2 separate regions of the Homo sapiens genome follow, and region 1 is linked to region 2. The links are chromatin loops, found by intact Hi-C in ENCODE. Cell type or tissue: CD4-positive, alpha-beta T cell. All regions are shown on one strand.

What was found. Peaks named below come from ENCODE experiments on the same cell type or tissue, not always from the same donor. Only the 100,000 strongest peaks of a DNase experiment are listed, where the experiment ranks them.
Region 1: a loop joins it to region 2, with 4 times the contacts of the local background. A loop is called at or near these places in 3 of 110 quality-filtered maps.

What each region holds. Positions count from the first base shown.
Region 1 is chr7:106,801,835-106,809,834 of GRCh38, reverse strand. All of the region lies in intron 1 of LINC02577 (long intergenic non-protein coding RNA 2577), which reads right to left. Among named protein-coding and RNA genes, the nearest start is that of LINC02577, 31 kb to the right of the region's middle. In CD4-positive, alpha-beta T cell, no CTCF peak of the experiment used is centred here; no DNase peak of the experiment used is centred here.
Region 2 is chr7:108,132,337-108,140,336 of GRCh38, reverse strand. No RefSeq gene overlaps it. Among named protein-coding and RNA genes, the nearest start is that of LAMB4, 6.0 kb to the right of the region's middle. In CD4-positive, alpha-beta T cell, no CTCF peak of the experiment used is centred here; a DNase peak (open chromatin) is centred at 4,506.

The DNA.
Region 1 (8,000 bases), 1.3 Mb after region 2:
ACCTCAGGTGATCCACCTGCCTTGGCCTCCCAAAGTGCTGGGATTATAGGCATGAGCCACCGCGCCTGGCCCTAAATTTTTTATGTTACTCAGAAGCAGAACATTATTGCAAGACTCAGATTTCAATGTTTTATTTCTGTGAAAGCCTTCTGGCAGCTCATGGCCAGGAATCTGACAAAGCTGGTACCATGGTCAGAATGTGTCCCCCTGCTCCCCTGGAATTCATGTGTTGAAATCCTAAGCCCCAAGGTGATGGCATCAGGAGATGGGGCCTTTGGGAAGCATAAGTGCCCTCATCAAAGAAATCTCAGAGAGCTGAGACTTCTACCACATGAGGACATAGGGAGAAGTTGCCATCTGTGAACCAGGAAGCAGGCCCTAACCAGACACTGAATCTGCTGGTGCCCTGATCTTGGACTTCCAGACTCCGGAACTGTGAGAAGTAAATTTCTGTTGTTTGTAAGCCACCTAGTACATGATATTTTATTGTAGTGGCCCAAGTGGAATAAGACAGCTAGGCCTCAGAACAATGAAGGCAATTATATTGCCAAAGGCCTAGGAGTAGCACGGTTGTTGGTTCATTCATGACTCGGCTCTATTTGCCACTGGTTTCCTCATCTACCTGCGCCCCTACCGCGTGCTTCGTGCCATCACAGTTATCAGCCTGAGTTCATGCCTCCTCCATGTTGCTAGGCCATGAACCCTCCCCTGGCCACTTGTCTCTCTCCTTATCCTTTAAGTGTGAGGGGCGATTCACATAAGGAGGGAAGGAAAGAATACCTGGGATATAACATCACCCTGCACTTAAACATCATCAGTGTGGAAAATACCCAGCTAGACCACTGCCTTGCTTTACCCGAGATGAGAGCTGAGCAGACTGTAAACCAAAAATACAATTCCAAGGCCTCCTGCAACCATCTGAATGGACTGCCTTCCAGCCAGGGCACTCTAACATTTAACCTGAAAGACTGGTTCAGGCCATGACAGGAAGTGGGGGTCGAACATGCTTCATTATACCCCTCCAGCATTATCATCAACACAGACCTTGAGTCTGATAAGACACACGTGCAGTCTATTCTCTCTAAAGCCTGCTACTTGGCTTTAGGAGGCTTCATTTGCATGATAAAACCTAGGTCTCCACAATCCCTTATTATAACCCAGACCTTCCTTTCTACTAATGATAACTCCTTCAACCAACTGTCACTCAGAATACCTGTGACCTGGAAGGCCCCCACCCTTTCCAGCTGGAACCAATGTAAACCTTACATGTATTGACTAATGTATTATTATGTCTCCCTAAAATGTATAGAAGCAAGCTATATCCCAACTACCTTGGGCATATGTTGTCAGGACCTCCTGAGGCTGTGTCATACGCATGTCCTTAACCTTAGCAAAATAAACTTTCTAAATTGATTGAGACTTGTCTAAGATGCTCTTGGGTTTACAAGACTAACAACAAACCCTCAACACTCACTTGTCTCAAAGCTTTTCTTTTTCACAAAGGAGATACCATCAAGAATGTGAAAGAAAAGGCTGGGCATGGTGGCTTGTGCCTGTCATCCCAGCACCTTGGGAGGCCAAGGCGAGTAGATCACTTGAGGTCAGGAGTTCAAGACCAGCTGGCCAACATGGTGAAACCCCATCTCTACTAAAAAAAAAAAAAATACAAAAACTAGCCGGGTGTGATGGCATGTGCCTGTAATCCCAGATACTTGAGGGGCTGAGGCAGGAGAATGGCTTGAACCTAGGGGATGGAGGTTGTGGTGAGCCAAGATCGACCCACTGCACTCGAGCCTGAGTGATAGAGCAAGACTCAGTCTCAAAAAAAAAGAAAAAAGAGAAAAAAAAGAATGTGAAAGAAAGGACAAGAAAGAAACAGCATCTGTGCATGAATGTGACTTCCTGACTCTATGGAAGGAAAAATTTCAACAACTTGAGTAAATATTTTCTTCCTCATTATGGGTTTCAACTGTCTGTGAAAATTAACGTTAGCCCCTGAAGAACGTGTGGAAGGACTTGGTGTAATGGGTCCCTCTTTAGATCAACAGGTGTTAACTAAATTGGAGAGTGCTCTCAGCTTTCAGGTGAGTTCTCAGCAGGAGGTTGGCTGGAGGGCTAGATGCTTGCCCTGGACAGCCCCTCCTCTCCCAATCTCTGATTGTTCAGAAGTGCACGGCGGCATCAACAGATGTGGTTGATGGTCTTACTGAAGCCCCTGATGAAAGGCCCAGGTAAGGGGACATGATCTAATGGGGGAGGGTAGATGCATTCTAGGTAGAGGATGGATCCTCCTGGGTGAGAGGCACAAATTTCCAGAAGGTGGTGGAGGTTTTCCTCCTGAAAACTAGAAGCAAGGGTCTCTTTGAGGGTGAGCTGTGGGTGTGAGGAGATTGGAGTCAGGTTACAACAGGTTGCTTCTGAGTCCAAGCAGGAACCCTGTTGTGAAGAGTTAACATCTCCAGTGCTTGTTGTCTTAGGATTCTGAAGAAAGCCAAATCTAGCACTTAGCTTAACTTTTCCTTGTTTTCTTTTAAAATTACCTTGACCCTTCGGTAAGGAAGTTGTCCCAAACAGGCTGGTGTAGGTGGATTGCGGAAGCTGGATTGTAGAGTCAAGGTAGCAAAAGGGAAGGTCAGTGATTGTGTCTGCAGAGAAGCATCAGTAACTTGTGGGCGTCTCACTTCCTGGGATTTGAGTTGAGGAGCAGTGGGGCTGTGAGTGGGACTCTTGGAAGACAGAAGAGCACCATGAGGTCCTGAGACAGAGCTCTTTGTCTGGGGAACTTCTCAAATCCTCACACTTCTGTCAAAACATTGTGTGGGGAGAGGGTGGGAGTGCAGAAAGTAGGATGGGATAAATTCAAGGAGAAAGTATAATTGATTGATAACAAGATCACTTGAACTTTAATTTATGATTAAAACCTTAAGCCTTAAGACTGTCATTCTGGTGTCATTCGGACATTAGCCAAGACTTTAGGTAAGAAAGGATGTATTCAGGAGGGAGGAACTTGATTGTGCTTCAGGAATCGTATCTCCTGGGACATTAATCACTTCACCCATGAGGCAGTCCTTTGATGGCAATAGCAGGTTTTACTACCTGAAACCAAGGAAGGCTAAGTGGGTAATTGGCCTCCATGGTTAGTAGCAGAAAAACGTGGCTGTATTTCATGTATAAATCATGTATTTCTGCCTGTCCTCCCAAAGGAGTTCCTTTTCCTTAGAGTAAGAATGCTCCAAAGAGCACGTGAATACATTTAACAGAATGAGATGCAATCAGAGGTGATTAAAAGCATCAGTGATGCTGATTACAAGTCAGGTCAACAAGGAAGTATATTTCCTTTAAATACATAAGTGTTGCTACTGTGATAGCCTTGACATCTATTTCTACCTGTTAGTGGATTTGACCCACAGTCACGCACAATAAAGCCCTATTTTTAAAACTACAGTCGCTGTAGTCAGTCATTACAAACACTCCTTTACCTACTGCTTTTGATTCACAGTAACTGTCTAGCAAAACCCTGGATAAATTCAACTCTGCCTGACACCTGTGCAGTTGATTGTGGCAGGTGAGTTAACACACCACCACCCTGATGTCAATTGAATTAATGGCCATAAACCTCAAGTGGGCCTTTAATGCCACACTTCTCTATTCACTCTTCCACTTTCCTGGGTGACTTTACTCCTCCTCCTCCTTTACCCTTCCCTCCTCTTTCTCCTTCCATTTGAATTGAGGTGTAATTTATTCTCAGTGAAATGCACAGATTGTAAGTGTGTAGTTTGGTGACTTGACAAATGCATTCATCATGTAACCCATACCCCAGCAAGATATAGGACACGACCATCACCCCGGAAAGTTCCTTTAAATCACTTCCCAGCCAATTCCTGCACCACCACCCCCAGAGGCCATCACTGATTTTTATCCTTGGTGACCATTTCACTCACACCTTTTCCTTGCCTCAAATCTCCAACTCCTCTTCCCCATCCTCACTGTCAGCTGATGATCTTGTTTCCCACTTTACTAAACAAAGGAAAGCAATAAGAAGAGAGCCTCCACATGGTCCCCACCTGCTCCCAACTTCTACAAATGACTTGGCATTTGCATCCTTCCTGTCTGTACCTGGGTGGTCTATCTAACTGTGCTCCTGTCTAAAACTACATCCTCCCATCAACTTCTGTTCGTTAAGGGTAGCACACCAGCAAGTCTTTCCTCTTTTTCTTGTATAAATTTTCACACATTCCTGGGCCTATTCTAATTAACATTTATTTCTATGCTATTTGCATCCAATCTTAAAAAAGAATAAAACATTCTTTGACCCCACTTCCTCTGCTAGCCCCATTTCTATGCCTCTTTTTGTAGCAAAACTCAAAATGTGGCTTATACTTTCTGACTTTAATTCTTCCCTATTCTCTGTTAAACTCGTATTATCTAGGCTTTCACTCCTGCCACCCCATGGAAACTACTCTTCTCGAGGTCACCAAATGACTTCTAAATTGCTAAATCCAATGGTAAAGTTCTCAGTCTCCAGCAGATATGACATAATTGGTTCCCTTGCTGCTCCTTTGATGAGACTTCTTCACTTGGTCTTCGTAACACTGTCTTGGGTTTCTTCACTGCTGAATCCTTCTCAGTCTCAGTTTCCCCCGGTGAATTCCTTGTCTTTTTCCTTAACTCCTCCTGTTGGCTTGGCTCAGCTCAGCCTTTGGTCTTCTACTTTCTCTGTCTACACTTACTCTCAGTGATCGCACCTGGCTTAGGGCTTTAAATGCCAACCATGTGATGATGTTTTCCAAATTTATGCCTCCAGTCTAGGTATCTGACCTGAAATCCACACTATATTATCCAGCTTCCCACTTGACGTCTCCACTTGAATGTCTGATAGGCAGTTTGACCTGAACATGTCGAAAAGTGAGCTCCTGATCTACCACTATAAACTTTTTCACTGACAGCTTTACCATTTGGGTTGATGGTTGCTCCATTTTTGTGGTTGCTCAGGCCAAGATTTTCAAGTCTTTCTTGATGCTTTTTTTCACTTATACCTCACATTCAATCTATCAGGAAATTCTGTTGGCTCTGAATGGCTGATAATAGATAGTATTACTTTTCCCCAAATAATCTAATTTTTCCTCCTGCTGTGCCTCTCCCTGCAGGAGTATTAAATATCCCCACTCTGTTGAAAATAGGAGTGGCCATACAACTTGCTGTAGCTGAAGAAATGTGAGCAGAATTGATAGACATCATTTCTGGTGGGTGCTTTAAGAGCTAGCATGTAGTTTCCATGTCTCCTTTCTCCCTCTGTCACAATAGCTTAAGATGTTCCAGATGGAGGCTGCTCTACCAGCCTGGACCCAGAGCCATATCAACAAGGAGCAGAGTCATAGTCAGCCCTCCCTGGACATGAAGTGTTGTAAGCTGTTGAGATTTGGGAGCCTCTTGCTACTGCAGCTTAACTACCTGTGGTGACTGAAACACACTCTTTTCAAAATGTAGCCATAATCTGATCACTTCTACTACTGCCCTGGTTGAAGACATCATCATCTTACTGGGCTCCTTGGTTCTTTCTTCATCCCCTGCTATCCATTCTCAATGCAGCAGCCTGAGTGATCCTGTTAACATTGGGTCTCATTTCTCTGTCCAAAAGTCTGTAATGGTTCCCATTTCATTTAGAGCCAGAGCCAGTCCTTACAAGATCGAGGAGTCCCACCATGATCTCATTATGTCTCTCCCCTTATGTCTCACCACTCTCCTTCTTGCAATCCCACTGGCCTCGGCCTCCTTCCTTCACTCAGCAGGTGTGTTCTCACCTTTGGGCTTTCCTCTGAGCTTTTCTCTTTGCCTAGAATGCTCTGCTCCAGATACCTCACATGTAAGTTCCTTGCCTCCTTCAAGTTTTTGCTCAAATACCACCCTTTCAGTGAGCCCTACCCTGACACTCTATTTATAATTGCACGCTTCCCCTTCTCCACCTTAGCACTCTTAATCTCCATTACCTGCTCTACCTTTATTCTCAATAGCCCTTAATCACCTTTCAGCATACTGTATCGTTTACTTTTTACATCATGTTTAGTGTTATTTATTGCCTACCTCCCCCATTTGAACGTAAGTCCCACAAGAGCGGAGATCTTTGCCGTTTTGTTCACTGATTGTACTATTTAGCTATTTCAGTGACAGGATTTAATACCCAGGTGAATTTCAGAACATATTTATTGTAGGAGTATTGAAGCTAGAAAGTGGTGGTGCTAGAAGGAAGAGATGGTTAAGCAAATCAGCAGATGGGATCAGGGCCCAACCTCACACAACTCAGGGTGCCAGGAGACAGAGGCTCTGGATGGATGATGAGCTGTAGCAGTGGTAATATCTGTGGCTCCTCTCATTGGCAGTAAGACAAAAAAGGCTTGCTCCACCCTCATAGCCTTTGGGTTTCTTGTTCTTTAGATATCCCATAGTTAGTTATATAGGGTGCTAGTTTTAGAGCCATGCTCATATGTCACATAGCATTTTTCTTGACTATCAATATGCAACTCATCACTACCTTTCTTGTCCATTCATAACCATGGATCCAGTAGAAGCTGGGTTCTCCCATGGTGGGTAAACAACACAGTTCACTGATCTTTTGGACCAAGAACCCAGAATAGTACCTGGCACATAGTAGTTGCTCAACAAATTTGTTGCCTAAATGAATTTGAGAGAACAACCAACTCCAGGAGTAAAAGAAGTATTTTCTCAAAGTAAATCCTCACTTTTCAGTCTGGCTGCATATACACTTTGACAGATAAAGCTCTGGACCGTGGTAATTATGAGTGAAACAAATGTCTGATTGAGGCTTAGCTGTGGGTTTATTTTCCAAGAAAACACTCCAGAATATTTGAGACCTTGATCAAAGGCGTAAGTGCAGTGATACTTAAGGTCTTTACATGACTAAAATGTTATAATTGTTCACACAACGCTAGTTAATTTGCAGTTAGTGGTTGAGAAGATGGGCTCTGGAGCCTGATTAGGTTCAAATCCCAACTCCACCACTTATTATAATAGCTGTGTGACCTGGGGCCAGTTACTTAACCTCTCTGTGATTCATTTTCCTCATTTGTAAAATGGCAGCAATAGCAATACCTACCTCATAGGGCTGTTGTGAGGCTAAAAAAGTCAATGAATGTAACTGTTTATAACAGTGCCCAGCATAGAGGAAGTAATATATGTCTGCTTTATTATCATTATTATGTTTATTATCCCTACATTTTCTTAATTATCTACTTGTTGTACTAAGTGGATTCTGAAAGCCAGGAAAAAGACATTGAGTTCCTTAGAATGCTGTTGCCCAAATGTCTGTTCCCTATGACTGTGCTTGGTCAAAGTTATACTATTAGTTTCATATTTGTTTAATTTTTGATAGGTTGGGGTAAGTAGCAGAACAAGTTTTGTTCTTAAAAAACAGCCTTTGGATTTTCTGTTTCCCTCAAATCCCCTTCTCAATCTGTAGTAATAGCCCAGGCTTTTCAGAAAAGAGAGATCCACTGGAAAGAAAAAGTCGTTGACACAGCCCACAGAAAGAGGGACACCTTCAGGATATGTGAAAATGTGCTTTAAAGAGGAAATGAAGACTACAGGTAAGTTTTCTTTTTAATGTTTTTTCCCCTAAAATATGCCTAATAAACATGTATATTTTAAAAATTAGAATAAAATACAATATAAGATAGAGAATTAAAAATCATGCAAAAATTCCTAGTTAAACAGCTGTGCTACAGAGGGTCATAGACAGCAGATAGAATGGGGTGGGGAGGACGACAGCAGCAAGTATAGATTTTGGAACATGATGGTGCATAGCCAGAAGATGTGTGCAGTAGGAGTGAGAGGTGGGCTTTCCTACATACTTCAAATCATCTAGAAGAGGGAAAGAAAAATCAGAAGGTCAGAAAGTCTCTCAGCTGACCAATAAACAACACTTGAACACCTACTGTATGCAAATTACTGTGCTAGATACAGTGAGGAGTATAGCCATGAGTAGC
Region 2 (8,000 bases):
AACAAATCCCTAAGACTTGTGTATTCTCTTCTTCTTTTGAGGATACTTGCTGAGTGCCTCATATGTACCAGACACTGTATAGGCTCACAGTTGATAATCAATAAATATTGCTGGAGTGAATTAAGGAGAGAATGCAACCATTCCCAGATTCTTTTTATATAAGTCTCACTGGGGTATGCATGCAACCATTTTTCCACAAATTCAGCATTTTTAAAGCAATTCCTTTGACAAAAACTTCCCCAGACCACCAAGGCAAATGAGATGTCTTTCCCTTAGTGCCTGCTTTTGTCGCCCCTGTTTGTGGTTTCCCCTTCAGACCTGTTCTTTTCTATTTTCTCTGGGGGAAAAAAATGTTCTCAGTCCCTTAAAAAGAAAACACACCGTTTTATACAATGCCATCGGATACTATGAATAAAAATATAGGCATGCAGCAGCTTTGCATAGAAACACTGTGACCAAATGCTTTTTCAGAGTAAAGCATTGCTGCATTGAGTGGAGATACAGAGATATCAGAATAAGCAATGAAAAATGTAGCAGCAACTGGCATCTTGATGCACTCAATGAACAACTGACTTAGGATAAGAAACAGGGAGGGCATGATATGTGGAGAGACCACATCATCTTTGGAGGGGAGGAGACTCTAAAGAGGGCGATTCTGGTAACTGAGGTAGCATGAGAAGCCCATTTCATCTGCAGTGAACTACAGGAACTCTCACTGGGCAGATGCACTGGGGACCTGTGAGAAGACTCCACTCATCTCCACTGCTGTGGGGAAAGGCCATAGCACTGGCTGATGCCACCACAGTCCAAAAAGGCAGAAGTAGGGAAAGAAGCATTCTTCTCAATCTTAATGCAATTAAAATGCCCAAGATAAAATCTGAAATGAAAGAAAATTTCAAGTGTAAACATGACCTTGAAATCTGTATGGACTGGATATTTGTGTCACCCTCCACCCCAAATTCATATGTTGAAGCCCCAACTCCCAGTGTCACTGTGTTTACAGACGGGGTCTTTCTGGAGGTAACTAAGGCTAAATGAAATTATAACAGTGAGGTCCTGATCTGATAGGAGTAGTGTCTTTATAGTAAGAGACAACACAGAGCTTGTTCTCTCTTTCTTTCTCTCTCTCTCTCTCTGCCATGTGAGGACAGAGAGAAGGTGGTCATCTGCAAACCAGAAAGGGAATCCTTGCCAGGAATTGAGTTGGCTGGCAGCTTGCTCTGGAATATGTAGCCTCCAGAACTGTAAGAAAATAAACTTCTGTTGTTTCAGCCACCCAGTCTGTGGTATTGTTATGACAGTCCAAGCAGCCTAAGACATAATCCTTTGCAAATTATTTTACATTCTTTCACATCCTGTCCCCCAAATACAAACAATCCTTGTGTTTTCCTACTTTATATGTGTTTCCAGCATTTAATGCTCTTCATTTAGCAAGGAATTTCTGGATTAAAATGAGGAGGAAGAAGAAGATAACCCAACTTCACTGCCCATTAAATTCCAAGTATTATACAAGGCAATGTGTACATCATTCCCATCTAATGTTCTCACCAATCCTGTGAGGTGGCGTTGCTTTTATTTCCAAAGATTACACAGCTGTAGAAGAGACCTAGTCTATGAACTCAAGTGTGTCTGACTCCAGAATACAAGCTCTTTCTTTAAATTATTTCTCCTTAAATCTAAACTAAGTGAAAGTCGGATATCCAAAATGAGAAGAGAGTAGGCCTATAAGTCTGTCCAGTTGTAAAAGACTAATATTTAAAAATGAAAAACAAGCCTATTGTTTTTAAAGGCCAGGAGCCCCCTAGTCCAAAAGCTATGAAAAGGAAAGACATGGCTGTTCCTGGCTATGCAGGTTTGGAGCTGACTACCTAGGCTTGGACCCACTTTTGTAGAAGAGCAGAGACCCATATCTTTCTCTTTGGATTTTTGCATATAGAGCATGGCACGAGGGCAGCCAGCTTTCAAGAATCATCTAAGCTCTGATGGTCGTGAAGCTGCCAGATGCTTCAGAAGGCAGAGCCAAGACTTCCTTGACTTTCTCTCTTCTTATAGGTTGTTTCATAAAGTCCCCTAAACCTTGTTGGGACTGGTTAGAGGTTGTCAGGGTTGTGTCATGATAATTATTTTCCATAGAGATGGGAAGGACACAGTAAGAATATGAAAGTCATGCCTAACCGCTTAACCAGTTGTATTCAGGAGAGCTTGCTCATGGGTAGACAATGACTAGGGATCTTGGCTCTCTACTCTGTTTAGCCAAGCTCAGTCTTACTTCCATAGCACGTGGACAAAGGAGGAAGAGAGGGCAAATCTAGAGGTCTAGATTTACCCCTCTGCATCTAGTTACTCCAAAAAAAAGCAAATCCTTCCATCAAGCAATTTTTTACATCTTTGGGCCCATAGCTAATGTCACAGATTTCAAGAGAGATGGAAGAATGAAAACAATGATCTCTGCACTTCAGGCACCTTCCCTTCAGGGCATGTGGCGGACCAGGTGACTTCATACCCAACAATTAGAGATCTAGGACCAAGCCCTGTGGTGGTCTATAGACTATAATTACAAAGACAGATGCCACTGTGGGCTGAAATAGAGGAATCCTAGAAGAGGACCCTGGAAAATGAATGAAATTTGGAAAGGAAATAGATGGAAAGAGGGTAGAGCAGAAAGAATAATGCCCCCCACCAAGATGTGCATAGCCTAATTAATCCCTGGAACCTGTGAATATATGACATGGCAATAGTGACTTCAAAAATGTGATTAAGAATATAGAGACGGATATCCTGGATGATCCTAGTGGGCACAATAAAGTCACAGTGGTCCCTGTAAAAGGAAGGCAGGAGAATCCACCTTAGTAACAAGAGACATGACAATGGAAGCAAGAGGTTTGTGTGACACAAAGAAGGAGCCACAGAAGCTTCTGGAAGCTGAAAAAGGCAAGAGAATGGATTCTCCCCTCAGAGCCTCCAGAAGGAACCAGACCTGCCAACCCTTGGCTTTAGCTTAGTGAGACTGATTCCAAACTTCTGACTTCTTAACTGTAAGATAATAAATTTGTGTTGTTTTCAGTCACCAAGTTTGCGGTAGTTTTGTTACAGCAGCAAGAGGGAACTAATACAAGGGGAAACATTTAGTTTGGAAAAGCAAAAGTTCAACAAACTCAAATGGCAATGGCTTCTAAGTGATAACAGACCCACAATCCCAGTACTGGGGTTAGGAAGAAGAAAGATGGGTGCAAGGACTTCTGTAACAAAGTACCATGAACCGAGTAGTTTAAACAATAGAACTTTCCCAGGCACGGTGGCTCACGCCTGTAATCCCAGCACTTTGGGAGGCTGAGGCAGGTGGATCACCTGAGGTCAGGAGTTCAAGACCAGCCCGGCCAATGTGGCAAAACCGTCTCTACTAAAAATACAAAAAAATTAGCCGGGCCTGGTGGCGCACGCTGGTAGTCCCAGCTACTCGAGAGGCTGAGGCAGGAGAATTTCTTGAACTCAGGTGGCGGAGGTTACAGTGAGTCGAGATCATGGCACTGCACTCCAGCCTGGGCAACAGAGCAAGACTGTCTCAATAAAAAAAAAAAAAAAAAATAGAATTTTATCTTCTCACAGTTTTGGAGGCTAGAAGTCCAAGATCAAGGTGCCAGCAGGGCCATGCTTCCTCTGAAGGTGCTGGAAAAAGAGCTGTTCCAGGCCTCTCTCCTAGCTTCTGGTTCCTGGGCTTGTGGCAGCAGAACTCTAGTCTTCACGTGGTGTTTTTCTTATATACACGTCTCTGTATTTCCAAATTTCCCTTTTTGTATGTGAAAGGGGATACGAGTCATATTGGATTAGGGGCCCACCCCACTCCAGTATGACCTCATCTTAACTTTAATTACATCTACAATGACCCCCTTCTTAGATAAGTTCACACTCTGAGGTACTAGGAATTAGGACTTCCACATATGAATTTAGAGGGAGGGGTACAGTACACAATTCAACCCATAACATGTGGGAAATGGAAATATGATCTTATCAATGCCAATACCTCCTGTAGCTTCTATAATATGCCAGATGTGGGAGGGTTGCAAAGGAAACAGAAGGTCACTGCCTTTGAGGAACTGACATTTGTGCTTAGGCCTATGGTAGGCGGAGGAGATATAAGACTCCACATGATTTCAAGTCTGGGACCTGAATTCCTAGATCATCCAAGTGATGACAAATCCTGTAGCAGGACAAGGCAGAGAAGCACACCTGAAGACTGAGGAAGAGAATCAACAGATTCAGAAAAGAACTGATGCCAATTTGGGGAGCAGTTGTAATCGTACAATGCTTAGTTCTGAAAGAGTGCTTAGAGTTTTCTGAAAATCTTGTTCCTAACCATATTTTCATTCTCTAAGCTATTTTAATCACCTAAATCCCATATTGATTACTGAATGTGACGTGACCCCTTGGCTTTCCTCACCAATGATACCTTCCGGAAGTGAAAATTTGGAGCAGCACAAAGAGCTGCCTGAGAAAGCAGAACTGGCCTCCGGAGACGTGCTTGGGTAAGACACACTGAGTGATACAGGAAGCCACAAGACCAAGGTGAAAGTTTCTTGACATGACAAGAAGGGCAAAGCAGAAAAACCAAAGAATTAATGGAGATGGAAAGACAAGCAGAAGGGACTCTGAAACCCACAGATAAGTAGGCAGGTGAAAAACAATGAGAAAGCTACTCCCAGAAGCTGTTCCGATCTCTGCCCAGGTTGGACACTGGTTAGAACTGGGCAGTCTCCTTAAGATGTTTTAAACATGTGCTCTCATCCAGGCACATTCCACCTTCTCAGAGCACAGCCACTCTTGCCAAGCCCCAGCAAGCTTGTCTTCACTGCCTCTACCCGAACACTTCCTTGCTGTATCATTTCATTTCTGGGGATTAAGATAAAAACTGATTTCTGTCATCTTATCTTAAAAATAAGGTTGATAGCTAGCCAGTTGTTAAATACTTGTTCGGAATACCATGCTATGCAAATGCCCTTGTTACCCAGTACAGGATAAGAAGCATTTATTCAACAAATTTTGAGTGCAAATTACGTGCCAGTCACTATCTTAGGCATTGGGGATGGAAGGGTAAATAAGACAAAACCCATGTCCTTGAAGGCTTTACAGACTAGATGTGGAGGTATAAGGAGAGAGTCAGCCACACAGCAGGGATGGCAACTGCTAAAGTAGACACACACACGGGGGATTACATGCATCAGGAAATGGAAACACAGCCCAGAATGGAGGAGTAGAGAAAATGACCTGGAGGTGATACTGAGACTCTAGCAGCATGAAGTAGATCATTGCTTAACAAATTTTTCTGTAAAGTGTCAGCTAGTAGGAGTTTTTGGCTTTGCAGGTGGTATGGTCTCTCACAACTACTCAACTCTGCCATTGTAGCATAAACAAGGCAGCTGTAGACAATATGTAGATAATCAATTGGACAGTTCTAATTAAACTATTTGTGAGTGCAAAAATTTGTATTTCATATCATTGCTATATGTCACAAAATACTATTTTTTAAAATTTTTCTTAATATCTAAAAATGTAAAAGCCGTTCTTAGTTTGCAGGCCCCATAAAAGCAGGCAGTGGCCAGCATGGACCTGTGGGTTGTAGAGTGCTGATCCTTGATCTAGATAAAGTAGGCAAAACATTCCATGCAGGAGAAACCACATACACCACACAGGCACACTTAGGAATGCCAAGCAGATGTTAAGGGTTAATATTTTTAAAGGCAAAATCATGACTCTTATACAAATATAAAGCAAATATATACCAAAGATTCTATTCAATTTGTTCATTAATGAGAGAAACAAGAGAATGTTATGACCAGTTCAAAGGAGAAGTTTTTAAAAAACACACATGTATAGGCCATCAGAAATGCTGAAATCAATTGGCTGGTATCTGTATCTATCAATATCTATATGGCAATAATGAACTGCATCTCTACAGGACACGACTGGCATTTCCATGGACAAGAGTCGTTTGTACTACTATCAGTATTCTAAGAGTACAGAGTTGTAAAGTAGCTCAAACACAGAAATAAACAGGAAAGATATACTACATAAGATACCAAGTAATATTTTTGTTCATTTCAAAGATTTTCACAATTTTTCCTGGCACAGTTCAGCGTGATGGAAGGGAAGGTCCCTGGGAGGATTGGTTCTGCCATTTGATACCTGAGACTGGCCCCCAACAACCTGATCTTTACTACTCTACTTCCCCTGCTTTCTTGCTATTTCAGTTCATCTCGGGGGAATTAAAAGAAATGTTGATATCTGTGTGATGATAGGCAAGTTACTTAACTTCTTTGTGCCTCAGTTTCCTCATTTATAAAATGAGAATAATTTAGTGTCTACCTCACAGGTTGATGAGGGGATTAAATTATTTAGTACAACTTATTCTCTTACAAAACATTCCCATTCCCCCAGATTCACTGAAATCTTCAAGAGTGCTAGTGTGACTATGCCACAAAGCTACCACGCCAAACAACAAAAGAAACATGGCGTCCACTGTGGGCTGTTACAGTGAGGTGGCCGTGGACTAATGTGTGGCTTTAGCTGAGTCATTTAACTCTCTAGATTTTCATTTTTTCTCAAGGACAAAGAGAACTATAATTATCTCTAAAGTCCTAGCTGGGTCTCACACTGTAAGACTGGTTAATTTTTGCTTAGAAATGACACAGCTTTTGGCCGGGCGCGCTGGCTCACGCCTGTAATCCCAGCACTTCGGGAGGCCGAGGCAGGCAGATCACGAGGTCAGGAGATCAAGACCATCCTGGCTAACACGGTGAAACCCCGTTTCTACTAAAAAAATACAAAAAAATTAGCCGGGCATGGTAGCGTGTGCCTGTAGTTCCAGCTACTCGGGAGGCTGGGGCAGGAGAATGGCGTGAACCTGGGAGGCGGAGCTTGCAGTGAGCCGGGATCGCGCCACTGCACTCCAGCCTGGGCGACAGAGTGGGACTCCATCTCAAAGAAAAAGAAAGAAAGAAAGAAATGACACAGCTTTTACACATTTATCAACAACTGTAAAATTTGGTACATTTTAACACTTACCTATAAATGTTGCAATGTATTTTTAGATTGTTGCAGGGATTATAAGAACAATCAATGGACCTGAGTCTCCTCTCCTCCTCTCTCCTAAATGCCCTGCGAGCTCCATCTACCTCAGTCTCTGTAATTAGAGCACGCCAAGGCAGATTCTGAGGTGGAAGATGCCAGGATAACCTCAGGCCCAGGCCACTGCAGGCTGGATGGGTCTTCCTGTTAGGGGAAGAACTGGGAGAGTTGGTTATAAGAGAAGCCAAATGGTAAGTCCATTGGGGTTCTCTCCAGGTGCCAATGAGCCCTCTGTCTGGGGTCACTCTGAGACAATACAAAGGGGGTTGACAAGGGTTCTGTCAGGGAGGGTTTTGCCACTTCCTCGCTGCCTGAGGGCGTTGTAGGCAGTCCGCTCCCTTCTGTCCTTTCAGAGCTTTGGCAGAGTACGTCAGCTGCCTCAAGCCCTGGGATCTTAGCTTCATTCAGGTTCACTGAATCTAATTAAAGGCTGATTAGCTGTTTCAAGGTTTTCTGTGACTGAGTAATCCTCCACACTTCCTGTCAGGACTTGCAAGCCTCGCTGTGCCCAGTGAAGACTCCTTAGCCCTCATGGAATCCCGACTGTGGGCAAGTCTTTTTAGGAACAACCTCCTCAGCCCTGCAGTTAGGTGGGCCACCGCGCGGGAATGACGGGCAAGGCCACAGCGAGAGAAGGCTCACCAAGCAGTTCTGGTTGAGATGAGGCTGCGCCAGGAATTTCTTCCCAGGCTGACTTCTGAGGAAATACCTCGTCTTAAGGAAGAGATGAAATATTCACCTCTCTCACATTTAACTTTAGTTCAACCGAAGGCATTAACATGTATACTTGCAACAAATGAATTCTGATAGGTCAATTTTACCTAATGGAATCTGTTGGTTTTTAAGGTTCTGTGACTGAAGAAATAGAGACTAAAGAA